Regions from separate parts of the Homo sapiens genome. Here regions 1 and 3 are each linked to region 2. A link is an interaction called in ENCODE POLR2A ChIA-PET data of the cell type or tissue named here. Cell type or tissue: HepG2. All regions are shown on one strand. Each heading gives the region's core, and the rest is flanking DNA. Links, peaks and the distances in the headings are about the cores only. Region 1 holds the start of NUDT17 (nudix hydrolase 17). Region 2 holds the start of RBM8A (RNA binding motif protein 8A). Region 3 holds the start of RNF115 (ring finger protein 115).

Evidence for each region. ChIA-PET counts read pairs that join two places held together with the same protein. Peaks named below come from ENCODE experiments on the same cell type or tissue, not always from the same donor. Only the 100,000 strongest peaks of a DNase experiment are listed, where the experiment ranks them.
Region 1: POLR2A ChIA-PET joins it to region 2 with 13 read pairs; 29 of 35 experiments call an interaction of 5 or more read pairs at or near these places.
Region 3: POLR2A ChIA-PET joins it to region 2 with 12 read pairs; 14 of 35 experiments call an interaction of 5 or more read pairs at or near these places.

Annotation. Positions count from the first base shown.
Region 1 is chr1:145,841,072-145,851,557 of GRCh38, reverse strand. It overlaps POLR3C (RNA polymerase III subunit C), which reads right to left. Exons shown (of 15, transcript NM_006468.8): 15 at 7,156-9,219. The coding sequence ends at 9,138. It overlaps NUDT17 (nudix hydrolase 17), which reads right to left and starts at 5,928. Exons shown (of 8, transcript NM_001012758.3): 1 at 5,726-5,928; 2 at 5,362-5,545; 3 at 5,100-5,125; 4 at 4,868-4,960; 5 at 4,210-4,308; 6 at 3,839-3,975; 7 at 3,294-3,446; 8 at 2,604-3,181. The coding sequence starts at 5,917. The coding sequence ends at 3,079. It overlaps PIAS3 (protein inhibitor of activated STAT 3), which reads left to right. Exons shown (of 14, transcript NM_006099.3): 10 at 405-538; 11 at 619-787; 12 at 972-1,105; 13 at 1,289-1,326; 14 at 1,846-3,036. The coding sequence ends at 2,112. MIR6736 (microRNA 6736) reads left to right here and starts at 913; the gene lies at 913-971. RefSeq lists enhancers at 678-1,877, 5,265-5,524, 5,575-5,944, 6,725-6,854. In HepG2, for the core only: CTCF peaks have their summits at 5,205 and 5,955 (motif pointing left); a DNase peak (open chromatin) is centred at 5,927; H3K4me3 peaks cover 1,197 bases.
Region 2 is chr1:145,923,931-145,934,015 of GRCh38, reverse strand. It overlaps RBM8A (RNA binding motif protein 8A), which reads left to right and starts at 6,532. Exons shown (of 6, transcript NM_005105.5): 1 at 6,532-6,656; 2 at 6,939-6,998; 3 at 7,130-7,207; 4 at 7,398-7,534; 5 at 7,839-7,975; 6 at 8,089-10,085. The coding sequence starts at 6,590. The coding sequence ends at 8,134. It overlaps LIX1L-AS1 (LIX1L antisense RNA 1), which reads right to left and starts at 7,185. Exons shown (of 3, transcript NR_147182.1): 1 at 7,070-7,185; 2 at 6,547-6,952. It overlaps LIX1L (limb and CNS expressed 1 like), which reads left to right. Exons shown (of 6, transcript NM_153713.3): 6 at 1-593. It also overlaps the pseudogene GNRHR2. RefSeq lists enhancers at 6,276-6,425, 6,666-6,715, 6,518-7,457, 6,397-7,596. In HepG2, for the core only: a CTCF peak has its summit at 6,799 (motif pointing left); DNase peaks (open chromatin) are centred at 6,465 and 6,805; H3K4me3 peaks cover 2,117 bases.
Region 3 is chr1:145,818,787-145,829,272 of GRCh38, reverse strand. RNF115 (ring finger protein 115) reads left to right here and starts at 5,178. Exons shown (of 9, transcript NM_014455.4): 1 at 5,178-5,501. The coding sequence starts at 5,400. POLR3C (RNA polymerase III subunit C) reads right to left here and starts at 5,073. Exons shown (of 15, transcript NM_006468.8): 1 at 4,904-5,073; 2 at 3,350-3,516; 3 at 2,564-2,819; 4 at 2,268-2,453; 5 at 436-524. The coding sequence starts at 3,496. RefSeq lists enhancers at 614-673, 4,813-5,212. In HepG2, for the core only: no CTCF peak of the experiment used is centred there; a DNase peak (open chromatin) is centred at 5,192; H3K4me3 peaks cover 2,192 bases.

The sequences.
Region 1 (10,486 bases), core at 1,073-9,072, 81 kb after region 2:
CAGCCTCCTAAGTAGCTGGGATTATAGGCATGTGCCACCACACCTGGCTAATTTTTGTATTTTTAGTAGAGATGAGGTTTCACCATGTTGGCCAGGCTGGTCTTGAACTCCCAGCCTCAAGTGATTCACCTGCCTGTACCTCCCAAAGTGCTGGGATTAAAGGCGTGAGCCACTGCACCCAGCCTCAGATTGTATTTATTTTAAAACCTATTACTTACTTTGCAAAGCTCTTTTACATACCTTGTGTTATTTGATTCCAACAACTCAGAGCGGTCCAGTAGGATGGATAATGTTCTTATTTTACAGATGAGGAAACTGAGATACAGGAAGGTGAGTTACAGAACTCTGGCTACTGTTCTGCTCATCTCCCAGCCCCGTGAATTTTCATCTCTCTCTTCCCCCAGTTTATTTATGGAGATTCTTAGTTCCTGTTCAGATTGTGATGAGATCCAATTCATGGAAGATGGATCCTGGTGCCCAATGAAACCCAAGAAGGAGGCATCTGAGGTTTGCCCCCCGCCAGGGTATGGGCTGGATGGTGAGTGACCCCCTGTTCCCCAGCTAAGCTAAATCTTGGATGGCCTCTTCTCTGAGACGTAGTCTTCTTAATACCCACAGGCCTCCAGTACAGCCCAGTCCAGGGGGGAGATCCATCAGAGAATAAGAAGAAGGTCGAAGTTATTGACTTGACAATAGAAAGCTCATCAGATGAGGAGGATCTGCCCCCTACCAAGAAGCACTGTTCTGTCACCTCAGCTGCCATCCCGGCCCTACCTGGAAGCAAAGGGTATGAGAAAATAGGCTGAGTCTACAGCAAAACGGACAGGGGAAGAAGTCAGGATTGCTTTCTGATCATTGGACAAAGCCTGGGGCAAGAGAAATGTGGAGGGGACAGAGAGGGAACCTGGGGACCTGAGCTGGGTGAGGGCATCTGTGGTTTGCTGGCTGCCTCAGCTCCTCTCTACCCACAGAGTCCTGACATCTGGCCACCAGCCATCCTCGGTGCTAAGGAGCCCTGCTATGGGCACGTTGGGTGGGGATTTCCTGTCCAGTCTCCCACTACATGAGTACCCACCTGCCTTCCCACTGGGAGCCGACATCCAAGGTATGACATGGGTCATAAGATGGACCCTGCACTGCCACACCCTCCCCAGAGCTACATCAGAACCCCTGTTCCTTCTCAAAGCCTCCTGCTTCTCCTGCAAGGGGCCACAGTCCACAGTGCTTTGTCTTTTGGTGGTAAAGGGGTCAGATAGGAGGTTAATTTTGATTTTTCTTTTCCTGCCAGGTTTAGATTTATTTTCATTTCTTCAGACAGAGAGTCAGGTAAGTGGTTCTTTCTTCAGAAGGTCTCAGATCTCTGAAGCTTCCTTTCTAGACACTGATGGGGCCCCTCCCTCTCTTATGATCTCTGGGGATGTAAATCTGCTTTCCCGTGAGGGCAGTGGGGTGTAGGTATCTTATTATCTCCTCAGCCCCACTGGTAGTTCCTGAGATTCCTACTTAGGCCTCCTTCCTAGATCCCCTGTTACTTTTCTGCCCTGGCCTACTCACCCCTACCCCCGTGTGCACTTAGAGCACCATGCCTGCTCTAACCGGACATTCCACACATTTCAGACGCCCACAAAGCCAAGAACCTAACAAGTTGGAGGAGCTCTCTCAAGGCAGGGAAAGGGGAAGGGTGTAGGGAAGTAGGGGAAAGAGGGAGAGGCTCTCCTGCTTCTCAAGAGAATACCTTCGGATCCACAGGGGTTGATTGCTCTCATACGGCATTTCTGAGATGAGTGACTGGGAGGTGGGGAAGTCGGGATTGAGATCTTAAACTATGCCCTTGATTCTTCCTAGCACTATGGCCCCTCTGTCATCACCTCACTAGATGAACAGGATGCCCTTGGCCACTTCTTCCAGTACCGAGGGACCCCTTCTCACTTTCTGGGCCCACTGGCCCCCACGCTGGGGAGCTCCCACTGCAGCGCCACTCCGGCGCCCCCTCCTGGCCGTGTCAGCAGCATTGTGGCCCCTGGGGGGGCCTTGAGGGAGGGGCATGGAGGACCCCTGCCCTCAGGTCCCTCTTTGACTGGCTGTCGGTCAGACATCATTTCCCTGGACTGAGTTCCCTGGATTATGGAAACTTCGCTGTCCCCCAACACTGAGCAAGTATGCTGTGGAGTCCCAACCCCAGCTACTCTGATCCCTCTGGGGGCTCTGGCCAAGGGCCAGACAGACCTTCACAGATGCCTACTTTTGGCCTCATCTCTGCCTGACAAGGCCAGCACCCAAAGGGTTAATATTTAACCTCTTTTTAAGGACACTGGGGTCTGTTTCTGGAAATGTTCTTTAGATGGTGGCACATTCCTTTGGGTATGTTAACCTAGGCAGTGGGAGGCAAATGGGATGGTATGTGAGCTAGGAGAAGGGCTGAACCCTCAGCCTTGACTATGTCTAGAGCCTCTTGGGGAAGGGGCACCTCTCTTGAACCCCAAATGCTCTCTCTTCTTATTACCCAAACCCATGGCTCTATTTCTTCTTCACATCCATTGTCTCTTCATGTCTATTCCATTCCCTTCGGCCAAACAGACAGGTGGAAAAACTGAGACAGGCAGTTTCAGAGATGGACAGAGAACTTTATTTTGGATTGTGGATGTGGACTTTTTTGTACATAAATAAGAAAAACCAAAATACTCCAAAGATGACTTCCCCTGCCTCCTACTCCAGTATGACAGAGGAGGATGTAAGGCCTTAGCCATGATCTGCAGGGGTCTGGGAGTCAGGCCCGGCCTATTGCTTGGGTCTCTCTCTATTTATATATCTAAGTTCACAGTGTTTCTTATTCCCCCCTAAGCTTCTAGAGGCTCATGGCCCTGTAGTTAGGCCTGGCTCATTCTGCACCTTTCCAGGGAGGTGGAAGGACCCTGTGCCCTCCTTCCCAATCTTCTTTTTCAGGCTCGCCAAGGCCTAGGACCTATGTTGTAATTTTACTTTTTATTTCTAAAGTTGTAGTGAAGCTCTCACCCATAATAAAGGTTGTGAATGTTCTGTGAGTGTCATGGAGATGGGCTAGGGAGGGGATTTTACACTTCACTTTCCAGACCCCTGGTTTGGGGGAAGAGGGTCCATGTTCCATTCTTCCTTTGCTGGCCCTGGGTCCAGGTAAGCTGCACTTTTACACGGTGGGGGTGTTCTGTGGAGGAATTCCAAGAGAGGTTGTCCTTTCCTGCTTTCCCCCGTGCCTGTAAAAACTAGACCATTCCAGCCCAGTACTGTGGAGCTCTCCAGTCCTTTTTCACTTTTACCTGCCCAGATGTTGCAGCCAGAGCTTGAGGGCAAACTTGGTTCCAGTGCTGACTCTCTCTTTGTCCTCTGCCATGGTTGGGATCATCCGCAGGAGGGTGGACATGTGCAGGACCAGAGGTCGGGCTCTTCCATCCTCCTCTAGTTCCACTGCACTGCATGGTGACAACTCCTGTTGGGGCTGTGCCTTGTAGCTTACAAAGAACTTACATATATGTTAGGTCCCCGAATCCTCCCAACTACCACAGGAGGTGGGTGGGTGTTGACCTCATTTGCAGAAAGGAAACAGGTTCAAGGAGGGTTAAATGACTTGCCCCTGTGTTAGAACTGACACTTAGACCTTCAATGCTAGCCAGTTAGAGCAAGAATCTTTGGGGTTTGATGGTCAGTGTCTTAGATTTCATGTACCTTCTTAATTATCAGCTGACCCACTCTCCTTAAATCTCCCCCACAACACAAAATTCCATCCTGAGGACAGGATAGACGCTGAACTTCTCAACATGAATATGTTGGTGTATTAGAGGCTGAGGGAGAAGCTCTTACTTACAGGACAGAGGGTGGTAGGTCCTGGGGGAGAAGTCCGGGTGTCTCTGTCCCATCCTCTGCGGCAGCCACTGCAGCAGCTACATCTGGTGTCAGCCACATAAGGGCGCTCACCTCATTTGGGTTTGGTTGGATCCGGGCCTGGGGTCAGACATGGTGACCCCTCAGTCATTGCCTCTCCCTGGGCTGCCTGTTCGTGATCAAAACCTACCCGCAGGTTTCATGGAGAAAGGCAGGAGCAAGGGGAAAGGGCATTGCATATTCTTCGTTATCTCTGACTACCCCCGCCACCCCCGCCCAGCTCCTAATCACAGTCAGAACCAGGTTGCTTGGGCTCCCCTGAGCCCTGTTTCCTTCCCTCACTGCCAGCCCTACCTGCAACTGCTGCTGTGATTCCTGGGAGATCACGAGTAGATACAGAACAATGTGATGGTATTTGGGTAAACCCCAGCTCAGCCTAGGAGGGTAGGCAGACTAGGAAAAGAAAACAGCAAAAGTGAGAACTTTCCGTCACTTTTTTTTTTTTTTTAAGATGGAGTTTCGCTCTTGTCGCCCAGGCTGGCATGCAATGGCGTGATCTTGGCTCACTGCAACCTCTGCCTCCTGGGTTCAAGCAATTCTCCAGCCTCAGCCTCCAGAGTAGCTGGGATTACAGGCGCCTGCCGCCACGCCCAGCTAAAATTTTTGTATTTTTAGTAGAGACGGGGTTTCGCCATGTTGTCCAGGCTGGTCTCAAACTTCTGACCTCAGGTGATCCGCCCACCTCAGCCTCCCAAAGTGTTGGGATTACAGGCGTGAGCCACCGCACCCGGCCCTTTGTGTCACTTTTTGAGACTTTGTTAATACAGCTTTAGGGTGAAACAAAATGGTGGCCAAAAGCTGAGGGCGTGGATGGTACAGATGACACAGCAGGGACATGGGTGAGGGTTATGGATTTGGGGATTCCAGCCCACTTATGTGCTATTGTTTCCCTTGTAGCCAAGGCAGGTAGGGGCTGATCTATGGAGGAGCTTCTCCCAGCTACTTGTCTCACCTCCCATAAACCCAGAGGGACCCAAGAGAACTGGCCCTGGGGCAGGTGTAGTCCACTCTCCTCCCAAAGTTCTCGAAGCCCTCCGTCCAGCAGCTGGGAGTCAGAGAAGACACATCAGAGGGGCCAGTGCCTGACTCTTCCAAGTCCTTTTGCTTGCCTCTCCCTCAGCCCACACCCAAGATGGTCCCAGGCATGGGTCTCTTGGCTCAGGTTGGATCAGCTGACTGGTTACCTCCTCCTCAAGTTCCACGTGCCCACCTGCAACAACAGTGGGGCCAGTAGGTGAATGGTGGTGGTCTTGGCCAGGGAGCCCCCACTCACTGTTGACACTCCTCTCCCCTCCAGTGGACACAGAGGGAGTTGCAGTCCCTTGTGACTATGAACATGCCACATTTTGGGGCCCACTTTATCCTTCTGAGACTGGGAAAAACATTGTTGCGGGGAAAGGGCAAATTTCTTCTCTGTACTTGGGGCCTTGTCCCCAGAATACTCACCCGGGGGTACCCAGAGGTTGGGGGAAACGCTCAGGGTGCGTGCCCTTCGGGTTAGCAAGACAGTCTTGTCGCTGGACTGCAGAATGACGGCCACACCCAGGTCCACACCTCGATCTGTGGGCAGCTCAGCCCCAGGGACCCTGGGCCGCTCCTCCAGGGCCGCAAAAGGGCAGAAAGGGGGTCGCTGGCAGAAGGAAGCCAGCTGGGTTAAGGCTTCAGAAGGGCGGCACTGGGTGGGCGTGACTTCCAAAAATGGGGCTACACCGCGCGTTGGGGGCGGGGTCCTCGCCGCCAGTTCCCACCCGATTTCAGTCCCCATCTTTGGCCCTTCACTGCCCCCGCTCTGGGGCCCCCTTCTGCCGACCTGGAGCGGAAGCCTAGCGGAGGCGCCTGGGAAGGGCCTGCTCGAGAGGACAAGCCGTCCTCGCTTCAAGCTGCAGTGAATGGGCCACGTCCCGAGCCCTGGTCCGGCTCCCAGGAGGCCACACACACTCCGTGCGAAGCTCACCGACTCCGGACGCCGGGACAGGAGCAGCTGCACCCGCACCTCGGCCATAACGCGACTCTGGAGTCGCTGCGGCCCGCCTGGCGCCCTCTGGTGGCCTAGAGAAGCTTCCCCTCGGAACGTTCCGCGGGGTCGTAGCGGGGTTTCCGAAAGTCCCCGGGGAAATAAGGGCACATCTTTTGAGGATGACCCATGGGTATAATATTAAACCACAAAGAAGAATACCTCTAAATGCTCAGCTCCTATTCCTTCCTATCTTCTCTGTTTAGGACAATGACCCCCAGACCGAATGACTTCAGGACCCACATGTTACTTCCAACCAGCCCTAAGCTGAACTGTAAGCATCCTCTACAGCACTATGCACACCTGTTACAGCAGGCATCACTTCGAATTAATTATCTCCAAGCGAAACACACCAAATAACATTTTCGATACCACTTCTCCTTTCACTTCACTCAAATGGCAACCAAGTATGCAGATGCTATCTCCTTAAACTTCCTCAAACCCATGTTCTCTCCAGCCTTCATTCATTGCCCTAGTTTAAGCCTTCCTCGTATTTTGCCTGAAATATTATTGCAAGTCTCCAAATAGTCTTGCCCCTACCAGTTCATTCTCTACAGTGCTGCCAGAGTGATGTTTTGTTTTGAGAGTCTCACTCTACAGCCCAGACAGGAGTGCACTGGTGTGATCCCAGCTCACTGCAACCTCCATCTCCCAGGTTGAAGCGATTCTCGTGCTTTAGCTTCCGAAGTAGTAGCTGGGATTACAGGGCGCCCACCACCACGCGCGGCCTTTTTTTTTTTTTGAGACGGAGTCTCGCTCTGTCACCCAGGCTGGAGTGCAGTGGCGCCATCTCAGCTCACTGCAACCTCCACCTCCCTGGTTCAAGCGCTTCTCCCGTCTCAGCCTCCTGAGTAGCTGTGATTACAGATGTGCACTACCCACACCTGGCTAATTTTTAAATTTTTTTGTAACGATGAAATCTCACTGTTGCCCAGGCTGTTCTTGAACTCCTGGCTTCAACTGATCCTCCCAGTGTGTTGGGATTACAGGATTTAGGCACCATCAAAATTATCTTCTAGCTGTTTTGAAATGTACAGTAAATTAATAACTATGCCACCCTGATCTATCCAACACCAGTCTTACTTCTTCAAACTGTATTATCTGTGCCCACTAATCAACCTCTCTTCATCCTCCCCATCCTTCCTAGCCTCTGGTAACTACCAATCTATTCTTTATTTTCTTGAGATCCACTTTTTTAGCTCCTATGTGAGACAGAACATGCAATATTTGTTTCTGTGCTTGGTTTATTTTACTTAACATAATGACCTCCAATTCCATCCATGTTGCTGCCAATGACAGGATTTCATTCATTCTTATGGCTGAATAATACATTTTCTTTAGCCTTTCATCTATTGATGGGCACTTAGGTTGATTCCATGTTTTGGCTATCGTGAATACTGCTGCAATAAACATGGGAGTGCAGGTATCTTTTTGATACATTGATTTCTTTCCTTTTGGAGATATATATATACCCAGTAGTGGAACTGCTGGAGCATAGTTCTGTTTTTAGTTTTTTGAGGAACCTCTGTAGTCTTCCACAGTGGCTGTACCAATTTACATTCCCAACAGTGTACCAGGCAGGGCTCTCCTTTTTCCACATCCTCACTAGCATTCATTCTTTCTTCTTGATAAAAGTAATGAATTGGGGTGAGATGTTATCTCATTGATTTTGATTTCCATTTCTCTGATTAGTGATGTTGAACATTTTTTGATGTATCTGTCGGCCATTTGTGTATCTTCTTTCGAAAACTACCTATTAAGATCTTTTGGCCATTTTTAAGTTGGATTGTTCTTTTTGCTATTGTTTGAGCTCCTTATATATTCTGGTTACGAATCCCTTGTTAAGATAGTTTGCAAATAAAGCATCCTCATCTTTCAAACTATACATTGTCACTCTCTGTGTTCCCTTCCCTGCCTGACCCTTTTCCCTTTCTGGCCTCTCTGTACATAGTGTTTACTCTTCTACTGTAGCACCCCTAATACTTCCTGGTACTTATGTACTTATTTGTCTCCTCCTACTAGACTGTATGCTCAAAATTTATTAATCTTTATATCCCCAAGGCTTACCCCAGTACTTAGCACAAAACAGGTGCTTAGTAAATGATGGTGACTGGCTTGAGGGCAGAGATGGTGTCTTATTTATCTATCCTTGTATGTTGTGTTTAGTATGGTGGCTGGCAATTGTTTGACACTCAAGTGTTTAAACAATTAGAAAACACATTGGTGAGAGAAAACTGAAGATATTATAAAACATCTAACTGCTTTAAATGAATTAAAGCTGCTGGGACAAATTATATCCGTGATACTGAGAGAGAGAATTTAGCGTTGCCAGTTTTAAGGAACCATGGAGAAGAGGAAGGCGCTAATTTACTGTGTGCTTACCATATGCCAGGCATTGAGCTAGCTGTTCTACATACACAGTTTCAGATGTGTTAGAAGCCTGGAGCTGGCAAATGTGGCTTCAGTCCACAGATTCTAGTGTGACTGCTTGGGACAATCCACCTGCTAACCCTGAAAATAATTTTTTCTTCTACTCTGTGATAGTCTTTCACATTCCCTACACTGTGTGTGTTAAAAATTACAGTTCATCAGCCTGGGCAACACAGGGAGGCCCTGTCTCTACAAAAAAATAAATAAATAAATAAAAAATAGCTGGGTATGTGTGGTGCATGCCTGTAGTCCCAGCTACTCCAGAGGCTGAGGTGGAAGGACTGCTTGAGCTCAGGAGGTCAAGGCTGTAGGGAGCTGTGATTGCGCTATTACACCCCAGCCTGAGTGACAGAGTGAGATCCTGTCTCAACAACAACAAATTATCTATCTATCTATCTATCTATCACCTATCTCAACAAAATAAAGAACAGGCATAGACATCTGAAAATAAAATTAACTTCTTAGGAAGTTTCCTATTGCCAGGGATATAGGTAACCATAGGTGTGGGTAACTTCTTTATGGGAACAGATGCATCTGATAGATGATTAACCTTGTTGATTTAAGGTTCTTCCCACTGCCAAGATTTGATGAGGGGAGACTACAGCAATGGATCTAAATATGCCAAATTCTTTCAGGTGTATCCTGGGCTGCAGGGGATAGAGAGGGGGGTTTAGTTGAAGACTCTGCGACTTATCCCACTGCAAATAATGCATCCAGGCACCTCCTTTATTTTGCTTTCCATCCCCCCAGATCTTCTGAGGAAGATGCTTCTTCTGGATCACTGTCTCTTCATGGTGCACTCAATGTAAGACTCCAGCAGGAAGATGGTTTCGTCCACCTGGATCTCACTGGCATCCAACCTGAGTGAAAAGTAAAGGCATTTGCCTAGACTGAATGTTCATTAGCATATTTAAGATTAGAGGTTAGGGTGGGTGTGGCCATGGATAACTGCTTGGTTACCCTTGAGAGTGGATGGAAAGAAAGCAGGAGAACCAGTAGATCATTTTGCTATTTACCGAGCATCTTTATGTGCCAGACACCATGCAAACTGCTAAGAATACAAAATACAGAGCCTCTGTCCTGGGGGAAGGTAGTCTTCATTTGCAATCAGGAAAACGAACGTAAAGGCACAGGTATAAAAGGACCTAGTGTGTTTTAAAATAGCAAGAAACTAAGAGTGTCTGAAGCTTAAAGTGAGTGGTGATTAGGAAGAAATGGAAGCTTCTTCAGCCTGACAAAAGCCATCTAGGAAAAACCCACAGCTAACATCATACTTAATGGTGAAAGACTAAAAGCTTTTCTCCTAAGATCAGAAACAAAACAAAGATGTCTGCTTTTGTACTTCTATTCAACCTTTTACTGGAGGTTCTAGCCAGGGTAATGGGGCAGGAAAAAAAAAAAGTAAAGGCATCTAGATTGAAAAGACAGAAGTAAAACTCTCTCTATTCATGGATGACATAATCCTATTATAAAAAATCTCAAAGAATCTGCAAAAAAACTACTAGAATTAATAAATGAATTTAGTAAAGTTGTGGGATACAAAATCACAACACCAAAGTTGGTTGTTTTTGTATAACACTAGCAATGAACAATCTAAAACTGAAATAAGCGACCACTAAACTAGTATCCAAAAAAATACTTAAGAAATAAATTTAATGAAAGAGGTGCACAAATTGTGCACTGAAATGTGAAGGTCTAGGAAAGAGGTGATGAAGGCCTGCGTGTGGACCAAGATGAAAGGCCAGATTTGAGACACATGACTCAAGTAAAATTAAGCCAGCGCAGTGGCACTTGCCTGTAGTCCCAGCTACTTGGGAGGCTGAGGCAGGAAGACTGTTTGAACCTACGAGTTCAAGGCCAGTCTGGGCAACACAGCCAAAACCCCGTCTCTTAAAAAAAATTTATCAGTACTTGATGAACAAGAGAGTGTATATGGTGATGGAGAAGAAGCTCAGAACATCTTCAGAATTGCTAGTTTACAAAAATAGGTGGATTAAATTCTGTTAAGTGAGCTGGAGGAGACAGTGAGTTTAGGTTTGCTCATGCTAAGCTGGAGGGTTACAGGAGGTCAAAATGGATTTTCTGGATGGTATTCTGAAATGCAGGTCTGAAGTTTATGATGCTTAC
Region 2 (10,085 bases), core at 2,086-10,085:
AAACAGAAAGTTCAAGTGTAACAACAACAATAAAAATAGATTATGAAACAGGCTATAATTGGCTCTTTTGGATTTGATAGGGGCAAGATGAAAGGCAACTTTCTTGCTTTTGAAATCATGTTGGGTAAGAGGTAAGGAATCCAGCTACAATTTTATTAGTGCTTGAAACGGGCTTCCTTGAATTCTCCAGGCCCTATCATTTTTTTTTTCTTACTAATCAGAAGAGAGCTGGGGTAGAAGCCCCATGTTTGTATTCCATGAAACACGTCGGGTTGGAGTAAAGGCAAAAACAGCTAGACACACCAGGTGTGTCTGTTTGACATTTATAAGCTGGCACTCATCAACACTCCTGTTTCTCCTTTCTCTGGGACGTGTGGATTAAGGGGTGTGAGTTGTGGGAAGAATTGCCCTCGTACCTCCTGGATTTATTATTTTTCTCAAATACCAACCAGTAAGATCCCAAATAACTTGAGAAAAATTGTTTCCTGATCTGTCCACTTCTGGTGTCAAAGATTTTACTCATCTTCTTAGTACATTCTATGTATTTTATATGTATAATTTTATACAATTAAAAATAGATTTTTGTCTAGTGAGCCAGACTGACTCTTTCTTGAGACCTATATATTACAAAAGTGAAGGGGTGGGTTGCCCCTCCACACCTGTGGGCGTTTCTCGTTAGGTGGAACAAGAGACACAGAGACAAAGTATAGAGAAAGAAAACTGGGCCCAGCTGACCAGCGTTCAGTATACGGAGGATCCACGCCAGCCTCTGAGTTCCCTTAGTATTTATTGATCATTATTGGGCGTTTCCCGGAGAGGGGGATGTGGCAGGATCATAGGATAATAGTGGAGAGAAGGTCAGCAGGTAAACACGTGAACAAAGGTCTCTGCATCATAAACAAGGTAAAGAATTAAGTGCTGTGCTTTGGATATGTATACACATAAACATCTCAATGCCTTAAAGAGCAGTATTGCTGCCCGCATGTCCCACCTCCAGCCCTAAGGTGGCTTTCCCCTATCTCAGTAGATGGAATATACAATCAGGTTTTACACCGAGACATTCCATTGCCCAGGGACGAGCAGGAGACAGATGCCTTCCTCTTGTCTCAACCGCAAGGAGGTGTTACTTCCTCTTTTACTAATCCTCCTCAGCACAGACCCTTTACGGGTGTCGGGCTGGGGGACGGTCAGGTCTTTCCCTTCCCACGAGGCCATATCTCAGGCTATCACATGGGGAGAAACCTTGGACAATACCTGGCTTTCCTAGGCAGAGATCCCTGCGGCCTTCCTCAGTGGTTTGTGTCTCTGGGTACTTGAGATTAGGAAGTGGTTTGAGATTAGGGAGTGGTGATGACTCTTAACAAGCATGCTACCTTCAAGCATTTGTTTAACAAAGCACACCCTGCACAGCCCTTAATCCATTTAACCCTGAGTTGACACAGCACGTGTTTCAGGGAGCACAGGGTTGGGGGTAGTGTTACAGATTAACAGCATCTCAATGCAGAAGAATTTTTCTTAGTACAGAACAAAATGGAGCCTCCTATGTCTACTTCTTTCTACACAGACACAGTAACAATCTGGTCTCCCTTTCTTTTCCCCACAAGAAGCTCTAAAACATCCCTGTTCTTTTACATATATACTAAAGAAGAATTTTTAGGCCAGGTGCGGTGGCTCATGCCTGTAATCCCAGCACTTTGGGAGGCCGAGGCGGGTGGATCACGAGGTCAGGAGTTCGAGACCAGCCTGGCCACCATGGTGAAACCCCCATCTCTACTAAAAAAAATTAAAAATTAGCTGGGCATGGTGGTGGGCGCCTGTAATCCCAGCTACTTGGGAGGCTGAGGCAGGAGAATTACCTGAACCCAGGAGGTGGAGGTTGCAGTGAGCCGAGACTGAGTGATTGCACTCCAGCCTGGACATCAGGGTGAGACTCTATCTCAAAAAAAAAAAAAATTTTATTAGCATTTTTGGGGTGGTAGAAATGATTGCATAAGGCAGCCTGCCTCCCTTTCTGCAGATATTTAACCTGGAGTTTGTCCTTGGTCTTTTCTCCTCAAGCTCTACCTACTCCCACTGGCAATCTCACCCATTATGGTGACTTGAACTCCACTATACACATGACTCTCAAATCTATTTCTTCCTCCCCAACCTGTTTTAAGCTTTTACATTTACTTTCCACATACTTGACACGGCCATCTGAATATGACAAAAGCACTTTGAAACATATCGAAAATAAAAAACATTTCTCCATACTCATTCCTCTTTGACTCTCTAGATTATTCGAATTATTATTATTCTTATTATTATTATTTTTGAGACGAAGTCTTGCTCTTGTCCCCCAGGCTGGAGTGAAATGGCGCGATCTCGGCTCACTGCAACCTCTGCCTCCTGGGTTCAAGCGATTCTCCTGCCTCAGCCTTCTGAGTAGCTGGGATTATAGGCGCCCGCCACCACGCCCAGCTAATTTTTGTATTTTTAGTAAAGATGGAGTTTCACCATGTTGGCCAGGCTGGTCTCGAACTCCTGACCTCAGGTGATCCACCTGCCTGGGCCTCCCAAAGTGCTGGGATTACAGGCGTAAGCCACCATGCCCCGCCGATCTATTATTAGAATTATTATCTACACTGTTACCTAAGCCACACACCTCAGATCCACCCTCAACTCCTCTACCATAATGTAAATATGTTGTTTTTGAGACAGAGTTTTGCTCTTGTTGCCCAGGCTGGAGTACAATGGTGCAGTATCAGCTCACTGCATCCACTGCCTCTTGGGTTCAGGAGATTCTCCTGCCTCAGCCTCCCAAGTAGCTGGGATTACAGGCACCCACTACCACACGTGGCAAATTTTTTTATTTTTAATAGAGATGGGGTTTTACCATGTTGGCCAGGCTGGTCTCGAACTCCCGACCTCAGGTGATCCGCCCGCCTCAACCTCCCAAAGTGCTGGGATTACAGGTGTGAGCCACTGCGCCTGGCCTACCTCCTAATATGTTTTGTCCATATTTACTGCCTGAGCTTAGGTTTGGTCCTTTCTCATCTCCAGACTGGATCACTACAATAGCTTCCTAGCTGGTCTTCACCTCCATTCTTAACATCCTCCATACTACTGTCATATTTCTTTATAAAATACTTATGACTGTGACACTCCCTTGCTTAAGCCATCACTGAACTATCTTTACCTTTAGCAGCATTTCCCAAAGTTTTTTTTTATTTTTTTTGAGACAGGGTCTCACTCTAATGAGCAGGCCAGAATGCAGTGGCGTGATTTTGGCTCACTGCAGCCTCCACCTCCCAGGCTCAAGGAATCCTCCCACCTCAACCTCCAGAGTAGCTAGGTCTATAGGCACACACCACCACACCCAAGTAATTCTTTTTAAATTTTTTGTAGAGGTGGATCTTGCTGTGTTGCCCAGGCTGGTATTGAACTCCTGAACTCAAACTATCCACCTGCCTCGGCCTCCCAAAGTGCTGGGTTTACAAGCATGAGCTACCATGCCTGGCCTACCATTTCCCAGTTTTATATGTGTTCCTGAGATGATTTTAGATGATAGATGGGCAAACAGTTTTTAATAGTTGTGCTTTTATCTGAATTCGTAGTAGAAAAATACTGATTTTCCTTTCAGTGTAAATTTATGTTTAAAGTCAGTCTATTTAAGGAAAAATAATAAGCAACAACTAGTATGGAGGCTATTTTCAAATATTAAAAACCATGAATACTCAAATATTTGAAGTAGGTAAATTTCTTGCCTATAGGATAAATTCCAAAATCCTTAGCACAGCAGACCCTAAACTGTATTTCCAGCTTTATTTTCCAGTCACATAGCATCGGGCAGACAGAATTTCCTGCCATTCTAATATTCATTCATTCGATAAGTATCTACCAAATGTCTACCATGAGCCAGACATTGGGCTAAACTTCAGGGATTTTAGTTGTAAATAACTATCTCTGCTATAAGGATTACATTCTAACGGGAAAAACAGACAATAAACAAGTTAGAAAGTAAACAAGGTAATTAAAGATTCTGACTGGCCTAAGCAACATGGCAAGACTCCGTCTCTACAAAAGATTTTTTAAAAATTAGCCGTGTGCAGTGGCGTGTGCCTGTAGTCCCAGATATTCGGGAGGCTGAGGCAAGAGAATCACTTGGGCCTGGGAGGTTGGCTGCTGTGAGCCATAATTGCACCACTGCACTCAGCCTGGTTGACAGAGTGAGACCTTGTCTTAAAAAAAAAAAAAGAATGAAAGAAGATTCTGATTTAAGTTCTGTGAAGGAAATACACAGTTAAAGACAGGAGGGTAGAGAAGACCCCTTTGGGTGACAGTACTATTGAGATCTTAAAAATGAGGTCGAACTCGGCCGGGCGCGGTGGCTCACGCCTGTAATCCCAGCACTTTGGGAGGCCGAGGTGGGTGGATCACAAGGTACGGAGTTCAAGACTAGCCTGGCCAATATGCTGAAACCCCGTCTCTACTAAAAAAATTTTAAAAAGCTGGGCGTGGTGGCACGTGCCTGTAGTCCCAGCTACTCCGGAGGCTGAGGCAGAGGAATCGCTTGAACCCAGTAAGTGGAGGTTACAGTGGGCCGAGATCGTGCCACTGCACTCCAGCCTGGGTGACAGAGCGATACTCCATCTCAAAAAAAAAAAAAAAAAAAAAAAAATGAGGTCGAACCCAATATGTGAAAAGCTAGAGGAAGAGCACCAGGAACAGAAAGCTGCGGGGAGCAGTGGCTCATGCCTGTAATCCAAACACTTTGGGAGGCCGAGAAGGGCGGATGACCGGAAGTCAGGAGTTAGAAACCAGCCTGGCCAACATGGCGAAACCCCGTCTCCACTAAAAATACAAAAATTAGCTAGGTGTGGTGCCGCACGCCTGTAGTCCCAGCTAATCGGGAGGCTGGCGCAGGAGAAGCCTTGAACCCAGGAGACAGAGGTTGCAGTGAGCCAAGATCGCATCACTGCACTCCAGCCTGAGTGACAGAGTGAGACTCCGTCTCAAAAACAAAACAAACCAAGTTGCAAAAGCCCTGGGATGAGAAAGAGCACACCACAGTTGGGCGAAAGAGCAAGGAGAGCTTCATGGGTGAAGGAGAAGAACGGTGGTTGAACAGGTTGAAAACACAGGCAGAGCAGGCTTTGTGAGTTTGAATTTTTATTCTAAGTGCAGCAAAATGCCAAGGAAAGAGCCGGGTGCATGGTTACACCCCTGTCGTCCCAGATGCTTGGGAGGCGAGTTTCAGGCCAGCCTGGGTAGTATAACCAAACCCCTCTAACAAAAAGGGTTTTTAGGCCGGGCGCAGTGGCTCACGCCTGTAATCCCAGCACTTTGGGAGGTGGAGGCTGGTGGATCACTTGAGGTCAGGAGTTCAAGACCAGCCTGGCCAACATGGTGAAATCCCGTCTCTACTAAAAATACAAAAATTAGCCGGGTGTGTGTGTGTGTGTGGGGGGGGGCGCCTGTAGTCCCAGGTACTCAGGAGGCTTGGAGGGCGCCTGTAGTCCCAGGTACTCAGGAGGCTTGAGGCAGGAGAATTGCTTGAACCCGGGAGGCAGAGGATGCAGTGAGCCGAGACTGCACCACTGCACTCTTAGCCTGGGTGATAGAGCGAGACTACGTCTCAAAACAACAACAACAAGGATTTTTAGTAGGTATGTAACCAACTGATTTTTAAAATGATCACAGTACCTACTGTGGAGAATGAATTAGTGTCTCCTAATCGCTTTTTAAATTTTATTTTTCGTTTTACTCTTATTCACTTTTTTTTTTTTTTTTTGAGACAGAGTCTCGCTCTTGTCCCCCAGACTGGAGTGCAGTGGCAAGATCTCGGCTCGCTGCAACCTCCGTCTCCCGGGTTCAACTGATTCTCCTGCCTCAGCCTCCTAGGTAGCTGGGATTACAGGTGCACTCCACCACGCCCAGCTAATCAGCTTCCGTTTCTCGGGTTCAAGCGATTCTCCTGCCTCAGCCTCCCTAGTAGCTGGGATTACAGGCAGGGAGTTTTATATTTAAAAAAAAAATTGATATCTGTCTCACCAACCGTATTGCAACCAAGTCTGTTAGTTTCCTGAAGAGAAATTTGGTGCTGCAGGTTCCAGAAGCAGCTCTTTATGCCCTCACTGCTGATCAAACTATTTTTTAAAAACGCTCCTATCATACACCACGCTGCCTAAAGACAGGGTACAGGCCTGGGATTTTTGAAAGAAAAGGGTTTCTTCAATTACCATTTCCCAGTTTGGGATGAAGAGACGTAAAGAAGCCCTCTAATAAGGAAATTACGCCGGGCCTCACTGTTAATAGTACAGTATTTATCAGCAGCTGCCGCGGTTAAGAGGAAGCCACGGCCCCCTGTAGTCTGTACCTCCTAAGATGGATGATTTAGCTTGCGATCTGTTCAAGATGGCCACAGAAACACTTCCGGTATCTTTCCGCACTAGGCCCGCCCCAATTTGCGTGTTTTTACCGTGCAGAGGGAGGGATTTAGAGTTAGCCTTTGATTGGTCAGCTTGACTGGCGACCTTTCCCCTCTGCGACAGTTTCCCGAGGTACCTAGTGTCTGAGCGGCACAGACGAGATCTCGATCGAAGGCGAGATGGCGGACGTGCTAGATCTTCACGAGGCTGGGGGCGAAGATTTCGCCATGGATGAGGATGGGGACGGTGAGGACAGTGGAGACGGCTGGTGGGAAGCGGGGAAGGTGCGAGAGAAGGCTATAATAGGAAAATTTACTCTTTTTTCCTCGGTCGTAAGGATGGGAATCGAGGAACCGGGTCTTGGGTGGATTAGAGATTCCGCCCCCTTCAGGAGAAGGGAGGGCGTGACCGGGAAGGCACTAAGACTGGAGGCGGTGTGGGTCGGCTTGCTGGTAGTGTATTGGGAAAGAGACGATTGTTACAAATGACTGTCATAGTTACTTATTCTTTTATCTTCTGGGGTTCCAGAGAGCATTCACAAACTGAAAGAAAAAGCGAAGAAACGGAAGGGTCGCGGCTTTGGCTCCGGTGAGTGTGGGGAAAATGGGGTAGAGTGGCCTAGTAGGGCAGGAGCTACGGGTTTTGGAGTCCCCACCCACCTCATAGGAACAATGGGAGAAAGGAGGAGTTTTCGGTGATCTCGTGTATGTCCCTTATAGAAGAGGGGTCCCGAGCGCGGATGCGTGAGGATTATGACAGCGTGGAGCAGGATGGCGATGAACCCGGACCACAACGCTGTGAGTAATAATGGAACCTGTGAGGTATCCGTGTCTGTGGTAGTAGTTAGAAACCAATAAAATAGTTAAACGCAGTAGGAATGGGTTCAGAGATAGCTTAAACAATCTGAGTCCGCACTCACTCTATTCCTGTGAGCCTGCTTAAAGTGTCTCTCATGTACTCATACAACTTCCCCCCGTCCCCCAACAGCTGTTGAAGGCTGGATTCTCTTTGTAACTGGAGTCCATGAGGAAGCCACCGAAGAAGACATACACGACAAATTCGCAGAATATGGGGAAATTAAAAACATTCATCTCAACCTCGACAGGCGAACAGGATATCTGAAGGTATCCTAAGTGACACTTTATTGCCTCCTTTCTTTCATAAGCCTTAGGTAGCATTCGTAGTTCTGTGTTTGCTGTGGTTGGCCAAGAGCAAAGTTGAAATAAAATGACATTGGAAATCTATGTTTTGTCAGACACGCCAAAGAGACAGAAACGGAGATGATGTATATATACAGTAGAGATATATGATGTACATTCATTGTTTAAAGTGTGTAGATTTTTCTGAGTTTAGATTTGAGGAAAAAGATACTCAGTGATACTTGGGGAAATAGGAGGGTTTTCATATCTGTCTTTTCACTTTCCCCAGGGGTATACTCTAGTTGAATATGAAACATACAAGGAAGCCCAGGCTGCTATGGAGGGACTCAATGGCCAGGATTTGATGGGACAGCCCATCAGCGTTGACTGGTGTTTTGTTCGGGGTCCACCAAAAGGCAAGAGGAGGTAAAATGAAGAGGGCAAATACTGTCTGGGTGAAGGGAATACGAACGAAACAGAATGAGGACTTAGTATTATGTCCCTCTAATGGACTCCTCTCCCTGCTTCTTTTTCCCTAGAGGTGGCCGAAGACGCAGCAGAAGTCCAGACCGGAGACGTCGCTGACAGGTCCTCTGTTGTCCAGGTGTTCTCTTCAAGATTCCATTTGACCATGCAGCCTTGGACAAATAGGACTGGGGTGGAACTTGCTGTGTTTATATTTAATCTCTTACCGTATATGCGTAGTATTTGAGTTGCGAATAAATGTTCCATTTTTGTTTTCTACATTTAATGTTACTTTCCTGTCCTAAAATTGAAAGTTCTAAAGCATAGCAAGGCTGTATGGATCATTGTGAAGATACTTCTAGGGACTGAACTCTATGTATTTCTTTTTTTTCTTTTTTTTGAGATAGAGTCTTGCTGTGTTACCCAGGGTGGATTGCAGCTGATCATAGCTCACTGCAGCTTCAAACTCTTGGGCTCAAGCCATCCTTCTGCCTCACTGTCCCTAGTAGTTGGGATTACAGGCACATGCCACCATGCCCAGCTAAATTTTTAATATTTTTGTAGAGATGGGGTCTTGCTGTGTTACCTGGGCTAGTTATGTGAGTTTCTATATTAGACATAGTCTCAAGTTTCAGGTAGGGTTTAAAGTAGAGACACTGGTCAGTATTTCTTTTTTGGGGGGAACTAGGAGAGCAGGAGTAGAAGTGAGATGTTAAGATCTTATGGCACTAAAGACTTACTATTCTGTTCCTACATACTCTGTTAGGATCAGATAGATGTTATAGAAATGCCTTTTGTTTCTCCTGCCCTTCTTGATGTCACAGTTTTTTGTACTTCCAGCTGTCTAAAGGCATGAATCTCCTCTTGGAGCATTCTCCCAGACCCTTCTTTAGAAGAGTCTATACTAAGTTCTTGGTGCCCTCTTCGGCAGCCAAGGGTGAAGGCCCCATAGAGGAGAGGATCCAAAGGAGCATTGAGGAGGCCCAAGAGGAAAAGGATGTGGCTCAGGCTGGGAGGGACTTCAGTTAGCATGGTGGGGGAGAACCAGTACCACATACCCAGTAGGTAATAAGGTGTCCAGCAGAGGATGAAGGTCAGCAAGATAAGCAGGGCCAGTCTCAGGGCCCGGAGACGAACACGGGGACAATTGTCAAAGGAGCGGGGGAGGGCAAATTCACCAGCAGGGGCTAGGAATTTAGAAAATATACTGTAATTCAGACACTCAGCTTCTGATCTGAGTATAGGGTGAATTGATGGAGGGGCATAGCTAGTGAGACAGAGCTCGCCTCCTACAAGGAGGAGAATGTTGCAAACCGTTTTCCCCTTCCCAACCTGGGACTATATGATTTCTTACCCCCAGGGATTATGATAGAAATATGAAGCCACCAAGTCTAGACTTGATGGTGTTCAAGAATAAATAATACTGATTGCCTCCCTAGTCCTTGTCCAGCTAACTCAGCTGTTTATAATTGAAGGGATTCAACAAAATTATCTCTAGCATCAGGTGCTAGACATGGTTAGAATCTCACCATGGTTTAGTGACTGGTAGATAGCTATTAGGTAGGTAGATAAATAAATGATGCTAGAGGCAACAGGTCTAGGGTTAAGGATTAAGGCCTGGGAATTGGAGTCTCACCATGGCTCCCCTTCCTTGTCTGGGGCCTGGACACACTGAGGACAATGCGGCTATAGCAGATGGCCATGGCAGTCAGTGGCAGCAGAAAGAGGCAGCAGAAGGTGAAGAGGTTATAGGTGGTCTCTTGCCATTGAGCCTTGAAGCTGCCTTTGGTGACACACTGAGTGAAAGGGACTGGGCCAGCTCAGTGGACCGTGTGGAACAGGAACAGCTGGAGTGGAGTTGAGGACTATTAGAACTGGTTCCCCTCACCACCCAACCTACCCACCTATGTCATACTGTCTCCTCCCAATTCATCCTTAATTCCAAGTGAAGCAGCACAGTGCTGAGAAACAGTTCATCCATGGTGCCATGTTAAAGAAGTTGGAAATATATCTTGAAAATCCTATCTTCCTTTTAGGCTTGAATATGATGCTGAACAGTAAGTTTGTTAAA
Region 3 (10,486 bases), core at 937-8,936, 100 kb after region 2:
GGAGCAAGATATTTGGGAGGAGGAATCAATTATTCTGTTTTGGCCACACTAAATTTGAGATGCTTACTGACATCTTTATAGGTACGCTAAGAAGGCATTTGAATATGAGTTCAGGCCTATGTATAGTTTTTAGACCCATTTTTCATCACTGGCCCCTGTAGGTCTTTAGGTTCTCGCCATATTGAGCAACCTAAACTTTTTCTAGGCCCCTTTTTACATAAGCTGTTACCTCTGTTCAATGAAAGAATTAAGTTAAGGCTCAGAAGGGAGACAGTAATGGTTCATTCTTTGTTAGTCTATTCCTAATATTTAATGAGGTTCATAATCCTACTGCTTCTTAGCTCAGGAAGCTTTAAGCTCTCTTGGGGCTTGTTATCTGAGTGCTCTTTCTGGCCTGCTTCAGGGTGAGGACTTCTAATCAAGAAGCCCCATTACCTCCTTGTTATCTGTAGTATATTTTGGTCTCTTGGCCTTGGGCTCCCCAGCAGCATCTTCATCAGATGATCTCCTCCTTTTACCTTTCCCTGCCAAACAAACAATTAAACACTTAGACTATATCTCATATGATGACAGGAAATGACCAAACATGAGAGCAGGTGTCTTTCATTCCAAAGACATCTGTAGCTGCCTCTAGATCAGAGTTGCTTAGGGGGCTGAAGAGCTATAAGAAACTCAAGTAACTGATGAAATAATCTGAAACTCAACATGTTCAAAAAGAGTCTTATAGTCTTTCTCCTCCAATGCTCTCTTTCATGGCCAGTGATATCATCCTCCCACATGTGCAAGTCAGACACACAGATGTCACTCTTAGTACTTGTTTCCTTCACCCTCTCTCTTTCATTTTCCACCAGTCTGTCAACATTTACCTTTGCCCCATTCTCCCATCCTTTCTGTAGACAAAAAATCTTTTGAAAGTGCAAATTAGATCATGTCATTTCCTTAAAAATCCTTCAGTGGTCTTCCTTTGCTCTTAGCATAAAGAACAGATGCTCTATAAGGTCTTACTTGATTCAGCCCCTGCCTGTCTCCCATCCAAGTACTAAGCAGGTTGATCCTGATTAGCTTCTGAGATCAGACCCCTGCCTAGCTATGTCTCTAACCTTACCTCATGCCTCTCTTGCTTTGCTTACAATGCTTTAGCTATACTGACATTCTTTCATTTCCTCAAATGCTATTTTTTTACTACATACTATTCCCTCTGCCAAAAATGCTTTTCCTGTTACCTCACTGTTAGCTTCTACTTCAAATCTTAGCTCAAATGCCACCTTCTCAAAGAAACATGAGGCCTAAACTCCCAGATGAATCCCGTCTCTCGTTATATATTTTCTTTTCTTTTTTTTTTCCCGAGACAGAGTCTCACTCTGTCACCCAGGCTGGAGTACAGTGGTGCAATCTTGGCTCACTGCAATCGCTGTCTCCTGGGTTCAAGCAATTCTCCTGCCCCAGCCTCCCGAGTAGCTGGGATTACAGGCGTATGCCACCATACCTGGCTATTTTTTTTTTTTTTTTTTTTTGAGACGGAGTCTGGCTCTGTTGCCCAGGCTGGAGTGCAGTGGCACGATCTCGGCTCACTGCAACCTCCGCTTCCCGGGTTCATGCTATTTTCCTGCCTCAGCCTCCCAAGTAGCTGGGACTACAGATGCCCGCCACCACACCCAGCTAATTTTTTGTATTTTTAGTATAGACGGGGTTTCCCGGTATTAGCCAGGATGGTCTCGATCTCCTGACCTCGTGATCCGCCCACCTTGGCCTCCCAAAGTGCTGGGATTACAGGCGTGAACCACCATGCCCGGCTACCTGGCTAATTTTTATAATTTTAGTAGAGATGGGGTTTCAACATGTTGCCCAGGCTGGTCTCGAACTCCTGGCCTCATGCAATTCGCCTGCCTCAGTCTCCCAAAGTCTCCATTATATATTTTCATAACACCTCATACTTTTCCTTCATGGCACTTATTACAGTTTAATTATATACTGATGTGATTTTCTGATTAATGCATGTCTCATAATACTATGACAGTTCCTTCATAGGAATATTTCCTTCATAGTACTTATCACCGTTTAATGATATATCGATGTGATTTTCCGATTAATGTATGTCTCCTATACTAAAGCCCCATGGCAGAGACCATGATTTTTTCATTGTTATACACCACGATGTCTGGCACATAGCAAATACTTGGTAAATACAATCACATTTCATACACTTGACAATCAAGAAGAATCCACAATTAAGGCAAGTCACAGTTCCAGGGGTTAAAATTCCTTACCTATCAAGCTGAGTTTAGGAACCAGGTACATGTCCTTTTCATTAATGACAAGTGTGGGGGCAGGTGGTGGTGGCCCAGGGTCTGAATTCTCAGTGGTAGGTACCGAAGGGCAGCGTTGTACAAAGTGTGTGTCTGCCAGTCGCACAAATGTGTTTGATACTTCAGCATAGTCCATGGTCTTGCCATCTGTATAACAGGAGGAAAAAGGCAGATGAGATGGCCTAAGATAGCTCAGGGTTCACTCCCATAGCCAGCTGATCTATGCTTTTGTTAACAGCTATGGATACCATACTGACCCTCCATGGTCTCTGTGAGCCGGTCTGCCACTTTCTTCACAACAGCTGACATTGTCAGTTTGCCGTTCAACAGAAGCTCCTCAACAATCAGCTCTCCAGTGTCACTGTACAGAGTTTTGGTAGTATAGATGTACCGGGGATATCTAAGCATTCGCAATACCCGGCTGCACTGGGCTTCATACTCCACCACACCACGTTTGTGCACTTGATAACTCACCAGGTTATGTTGGACGAGGACACACAGGGCTTTCTTCACCTAAATGGAACATAAAGAGAAGAAAGAGAGGAAAGACCTGAAGATATAGCTCATTACTGCTGGCAATTTTTTGTCCAACAGCTTAGTAAGCATCAGAAAATGGCTAGATAATTTCTGCACTTATTTCCTCTCTCCACTGGAGGAGCTAATAAGAATCACACATCAATACAATAAATCAGGAAGATTCCTTGCTATATTTCCTCTGATCCTTATCTCTCAAAACACAATTTACTTTCATCATTCTCATTCCTTAAAGGCAGTACTGAGATTAATAGACTTATTGTGAATAAATGAGGTACGGCATGGGAAGAGCAAAGATTTGCCTAAAAGCTGTGATGAACTAGGAACACTTTGAGAAACAAAATGTTGATGTCTAAGTCTCATCCTTTTCTCCCCGAAATAACATTGTTCTGCTCCAAGGGCAGGCTTTCTTCATTTTTCCTTTTCTGGGGTGAGAAGAACAATATTCAAAGGTGGGTGAAATAAATTAGTGAAAGAAATGAGAGAAAATGAATGTCATTTAGACATACCTGATCCAGTGATGTTCCTGTGTCATGGGCAATTACTCTTAGTGGCTGGCTGCCGGTTCTTATCAGATGGACTCCAATTTTTTCTACAATCTCTCCAAAATGCTCTTGCAGCAACAAAGAACAGAGCTTAATTTCTGCTTGAGTCATTGTACTGGGGAGTCTGAGAGCTAGGGAAAAAACACCAAAATGGTACAATAGAAAGTCTTTCACGCTGGAAGCAGAGCTGCTGAGTGTAAATTCATGTATTCTTTCTGGAGGGCAATTTGACAATACATATCAAAAAGCCTTAAAAATCTTGCATATCTTTGAAACAACAATTTCTTTTTGGATATTGTGTCCAAAGAAAGAAAAAGCTAATAATAATGAAGTCATTAGTTCTCTTTATAATACCGACTTAGTGGAAACAATCTAACGTCTAACAATAAATGATGCCATACCCATACAATGGCATACTACACCAACATTTAAAGTTATTTAGTACGATGCGTATTCATGTAGAAAATTATTCATAATAGGCTGGCGCGGTGGCTCAGGCCTGTAATCCTAGCACTTTGGGAGACCGAGGTGGGCGTATCATGAGGTCAGGAGTTTGAGACCAGCCTGGCCAATATAGTGAAACCCCTTCTCTACTAAAAACACACAAAAAAATTAGCTGGGCGTGGTGGCGGGTGCCTGTAATCCCAGCTACTAGGGAGGCTGAGACAGGAGAATCGCTTGAAGCCGGGAGGCAGAGGTTGCAGTGAGCCGAGATCGCGCCACTGCACTCCAACCCGGGCGACAGTGCGAGATTCTGTCTCCAAAACAAAAAAAAACAAAAAAAATTACTCATAATATATTAAGTGACAGAAGCAAGCTGAAAAAATATAAAAATTCAATTATTGTAAAAAAAAAGGAAAAATGTATGCATAGGAAAAGACTATGCATCAAATTTATCTCTATGGGATTATGCGTGATTCTGATTTTCCTTAAAGATTGGGAGATGATTTTGCGGTCTGTCACAGACCTTAGTTTCTACACTTCACTGCTTGGAAGAATTAAGGTCACTGTTCACAGCTCGGTGGGAGTGAACAGGCAGTGTTATTCTCAGTCCATAAAGGAAATGATAATTTCGAAAAAGAAATTTAGGAGGTAAAGGACTGCTTCTCAACAGGGTGTGTCAAACAGGAGATGAGGTTACGTTGTTTGCAGGACAGTATTCAATTCTTAAACTTCTACTCCTTGACAAAGTTGACACAATCAGAAACGGACGTAGTTAATTTTATGATTACTTCCTTATTACAAATTGCTACCAAACATTGTTTACTTATTTCTTCCAATTCCTAAGAAGCCAAGTCTTTGCCTCCCCGTCCCCACCCCGCCTCAGTATCACCAGAGACCTATTTCGTCCATCCACATATCTTTGGAGAAGCATTCCCAGATCCTTTGCCATCCTCGGAAAGGGCTTCCAAGGCGCTTGGCTCCTAGCTCTACACTTCCTTTACACAGGTTCCCGTTTCGGACGTGGTCTCTTGGTCCAGTCAGTGCCGCCACGTTCAGACAGCATTTTCCACTAACCTCAGGGTCAGCGCAATCCGGGGGCTCCAACTCCAATTCGGCTGAGCTTCCCGCGACGGCTTCCTACGGCTCCCGCTGGCCTTCTAGGCCGAGGTGGAGCCCACCGCCCTTTCTAGGACGCGGATCGCCACCGAAGAAGACGCGGAAAAGCAAAAAGCGCGTGCCACTCTACCCCAGAGTTTCGGCGGCTTCCGGGGACGCTCTTTCTTTCTTCTCGCTGGAAGACTGGAGGACCAGCGAGGGGCTGTTTGTGGAGCCGGCGGGCGGGCCGTTTGTCTCTCCTTCCTGCGCCTCTTTGGTGCTGGGAGGCGGGCCGCAGGGTAGCTGTTGGCGCCGCCGCGTTTCTGGGCCTGGCCAACTCACGTGACCGACGCGGGCTCTGAAGCGGTGGGCCGCACCGAGGCGGCGGCGGCGGCGACGACTGCAGCTCGGGAGGTAGCGGCCTGGCGAGGGACGGGCCGGCTGCCCTCTCGGACGGCCGCGGCGGAGGGCAAAAATGGCGGAGGCTTCGGCGGCCGGGGCGGACTCGGGCGCCGCTGTAGCCGCCCACCGGTTTTTCTGCCACTTTTGCAAGGGCGAGGTCAGCCCCAAACTACCGGTAAGAGCGCTGTGTTCTCTATACTTGGGAACCTCATAGATTCCTGGCCCCGATTTCCCGGAACTGGGTCTGGAGCTTTCTGCACATCATTGACTCGCCCGACATCGGTCTGCCGAATACCTGCTGCCCACTTCTAAGCCGCCGGCCCTAAACCCTGGGCATCACGGCCTCGGCCCCGTACCTCCTGCCCACCTCTTAATTCATCCTGGGCTGCTCCACCTGACCTCACCTCTTTACCTCCCGTGTCCTTAATTTTTTTTTTTCTTAGCAAGTTTCCCTCTGATAACTCTCCCCTCAATTTTCTTGCATTCTTTTATACCTGGTCTTTTTCCTACGATGACCTCCCCCCACACTTCTTCCACTGTGTCTTCTCACCTTCCTCTGTGTTCTTTTCCACTTTTCACCCCCCACCGCCCCCGCCACCTCCCTTGTCAGTGAAGCGAAATAGCGGATTGCTGAGGATTGTCACTCTTCGGTTTTTTCTAGGGAAGGAAGCACAGAAAGGGGGTTGGAAGGTATCTGTGGGGCGAAAAGGGGGATTTTGCTCTTCAGTGGTTTCCAGGGTCCTTGTGACAGTGAAGACAGCAGCGTACTAATGACTTGCAGACGGTCTGCACTCCTATCACTGTTGAAGGAAATGGCTTTAGGAAGAAGGCAGGACGTACTGTTTCAACTTCGTTTATTTTGGTTGTCATGCTGCCAGTGTCTTTAATATCATTGTTCCGCCCCCCGCCCTGTCCCTTTCTTCACCTAAGAAAAAGAGCCGGGACAGAATGTTGGGGATGCTTCCTCTGACGTGAAATTGGTTTTCACGAGTTTCTGCCAGAGTGTTAGCCCCTTGAGAGGCAGTGCTGTGGTTGGGAAGAAAACACTTTTGTAGGTCAGGCGCGGTGGCTTAGGTCTGTAATCCCAGTGCTTTGGGAGGACGAGGCAGGAGGATTGCTTGAGGCCAGGAGTTTGAGACCAGCCTGGGCAACAGAGTGAGACCCCTCTCTACAAAAACAAACAACATTTATGCAGCATACTAGCCAGCACCAGCATCACAAACCCAGAAACTGTTTTGGGTTGGGTTGTAGCTACTACGAGGAGCTCCCCCAGAGTGAATGTCAATCCTGTCCTTGGCCAACTGTCTTTATGGTTGTTCCTTTCCTTACAAGTGTCCAGGTTCAGTCTTGTGATAGAGTGGCAACATAATGTATGTTTCTATTTATGGTGTCTCAGATACAGTGTAGGAGAAAACCTTCTGAAGTGAGTCTGTATATCTTATTTCTTAGAAACACAAATGGAGTCCAGTGAATAAGTGCTTAAAGGGTGTTTTATAGTCTTCTCTCACTCAAAAGTTTTGTTTAAGGCATTATGATACATTCTTTCCTCTCTACTTGCCGCACCCCCTACTTCAGAGTCATAGTTTCATCTAAATGCTACTTAGCTGTTTTTCTTTTTTCTTTTTTTTTTTTTGAGACAGCCTCTGTCTATCACCCAGGAGCATGATTTCGGCTGACTGCAACCTCCACCTGCCGGGTTCAAGAGAGTCTCCTGCCTCGGCCTCCGGGTAGCTGGGACTATAGGTGCACGACCACCGCACCCTGGCTAATTTTTGTGTTTTTAGTAGAGATGCAGTTTCACCATGTTGGCCAGGCTGGTCTCGAACTCTTGACCTCAAGTGATCCACCCGACTCGGGCTCCCAGAGTGCTGGGATTACAGGCGTGAGCCACTGCTCCCCGCCTAAATGCTACTTAGCTTTGTTTGCTGATTTTGCTGTGTGTTTATGTTTTTTTTTTTGGCCATATTTCAGTGCTGGGAAGAGCAGGTGTCTAGTTTTTTTCCAGCCAACATCAGAGCCTGCAGAACTCTTCTACCATAGAGAGGGAGTCTGGAATTCAGCCAGTATGTGTGTGACCAGTGGTGTGTTGTTGAATGTGATGCCTTGTTGAATATTCCATCCTTAGCTTTTTTGATCTTTAAGTTGCTGTTCACTATTTTGCCTTTAAGAGTGAGAAGTTGGCCAGGCGTGGTGGCTCAGGCCTGTAATCCCAATACTTTGGGAGTCCAAGGCAGGCAGATCGCTTGAGCTCAGGAGTTCGAGACTAGCCTGGGCAACATGGAGAAACCCCGTCTCTACCAAAAAATAAAAAAATTTGCCGTGTGTGTGGTGGCATGCACCTGTAGTCCCAGCTATTCAGGAGGCTGAGGTAGGAGGATTGCCTGACCCCAGGAAGCAGAGGTTGCAGTGAGCTGAGATCGCACCATTGCACTCCAGCCTGGGCAATAGAGCCAGACCCTGTCTCAAAAAAAAAAAAAAAAAAAAAAAAAGAGTGAGAAGACAGTCTAAACTTCCCCAATTGATTATATCTTTTCTTCTCACCTTTAAGTCCTTACTTCAAAGGGATAATTTGAAAAGCTGAATAGGTGTTTTTCTAAGCCTTAGTTAATGCCTGGAGAAGTTTCTTGATCTTTTTGGTGTGATATATTATTTGTCATATCTGATTTGTAAATTGAGGCCTAACACAATTGAGTATAACCGGATTCTTCCTAAATATATCCAAGGTTCTCTGCTGAGTGTCCTGGAGGTGATAGGGAGTGATATGTGGCTCCTGCCCTTAAGGATCTTACAGCTTTTGGGGAAAGACAAGGCAAACATAGAAAAAGTAACAGCATAAAGGGAATGAGGATATGTGCTTTAGGATTCAGAGAGGGGAATTTCATAGCATTGGTGTGGCCAGTGGGATTTAAATTGAGTTTTGAGGGATGGGTACATTTCAGATTGAGAATTCCAAAGACTGTGAGGTAGCAAAAGGAAGAGGGAGTTGATGAAGAAGGGAGAAATATTTAATAAATCATGTTTTTTTCACAACTAAAAGTTGTATACTATATTTTTTATAGTGTTCAGCATGATTTGATATATGTATACACTGAATGGTTAAATCAAGCTATTTAACATGCATTACCTCACATACTTATTTTTGCGTGGTGAGAACACTTAAAATCTGTCTTAGCAATTTTCAAATATACAGTATATTCCCTTTTTCTTTTTTTGAGACTGAGTCTCGCTCTGTCACCAGGCTGGAGTGCAGTGGTGCGATCTCGGTTCACTACAACCTCCACCTCCTGGGTTCAAGCAGTTCTCCTGCCTCGGCCTCCCAAGTAGTGGGGACTACAGGCACGTGCCACCATGCCCAGCTAATTTTTGTATTTTTAGTAGAGACGGGGTTTCACCATGTTGGCCAGGATGGTCTCCATCTCGACCTTGTGATATGCCCACCTTGGCCTCCCAAAGTGGTGGGATTACAGGTGTGAGCCACTGCACCCGGCCTCTTTTTTTCTTTTTAAATAGAGACAGAATTTATTCTGTCTTGTTGCCCAGGCTGTTCTTGAATTTGTGGGCTCAATGTGTCCTCCCACTATATCCTCCTGAGTAGTAGTAGATAGGTGTGTTCCACCATGCCTGGCTAATTTTTTTTTCTTTTTTGTAGAGATGGGATTTTGCCATGTTGCCCCGGCTGGTCTCAAATTTCTGGGCTTAAGCAATCTGCCTGCCTCAGCCTCCCAAAGTGCTGGGGTTACAGGCATGAGCTATTGCGGCTGGCCTGATATGTGGTATTTGTTTTTAATTCTGTTTATGTGATGAATCACATTTATTGATTTGCCTATGTTGAACTAACCTTGCATCCCAGGAGTAAAGACTACTTGATTGTGGTAGATTAGCTTTTAATTTTTATTTATTTATTTTTTTGAGATGGAGTCTTGCTCTTTAGCCCAGGCTGGAGTGCAGTGGAACGAGCTCAGCTCACTGCAACCTCTGCCTCCTGGGTTCAAGCGATTCTCGTGCCTCAGCCTCCCAGATACCTGGGATTACAGGTTTGCACCACTAGACCTGGCTAATTTTTGTATTTTTGGTAGAGATGGGGTTTCCCCGTGTTGGCCGGGTTGGCTTTGAAATCCTGACCTCAAGTGATCTGCCTGCCTTGGCCCCCCAAAGTGCTGAGATTACAGGTGTGAGCCACCACACTGGCCTGCATTAGCTTTTTAATGTGCTGCTGGTTCAGTTTGTTAGTATTTTATTTAGAATTTTTGTGTCTGTGTTCATTAGGGATATTGGCCCGGAGTTTTCTTTTTTCATTGTGTCTTTGCCAGGTTTTGGTATCAGAATGCTGCTGGCCTCATGGAATGGGTTAGGGAAGAGTCCCTCCTCGATTTTTTGGAATAATTTCAGTAGGATTGGTACAAGCTCTTCTTCGTGTCTGGTGGGGTTTGGCTGTGAGTCCGTCTGGTCCAGGGCCTTTTCTGATTGGTAAGTTTTTTATTTTTCATTATTTTTTGAGACAGGGTCTCACTGTGTCGCCCATACTGGAGTTCAGTGGCATGATCACGGCTCACTGCTGCAGCCTCGACTTCCCAGACTCAGGTGATCCTCCCACCTTAGCCTCCTGAGTAGCTGGACCTACGGGTATGTGCTACCACACCTGGCTGTTTTTTTTTTTTTTTTTTTTTTTTTTTTTGAGAGATAAGGTTTCGTCATGTTGCCCAGCCTGGTCTTGAACTCCTAGGCTCAAGCGATCCGCCTGCCTTTGCCTCCCAAAGTGCTGGGATTGTAGGCATGAGCCATGGCCCTGGCCAGGTTTTTTATTACTGATTCAATTTTGGAACTCGTCATTGGTCTGTTCAGAATTTCAGTTTCTTCCTGGTTCAGTCTTGTGAGGTTGTATGTTTCCAGGAATTTATCTGGAATTTTAGGTTTTCTAGTTTGTGTGCATAAAGGTGTTTGTAATAGTCTCTGAGGGTTCTTTGTATTTCTGTGGGATTGGTGGTAATGTCAGTTTTGTCATTTCTGATGGTGTTTATTTAGATCGTCTCTCTTTTTTTCTTTATTAATCTAGCTAGTGGTCTATCAATTTTATTTTTTGAAAGAACCAACTTTTGGTTTCGTTTATCATTTATTTGTATGGATTTTCGCATCTCAATTTCATTCAGTTCAGCACTGATT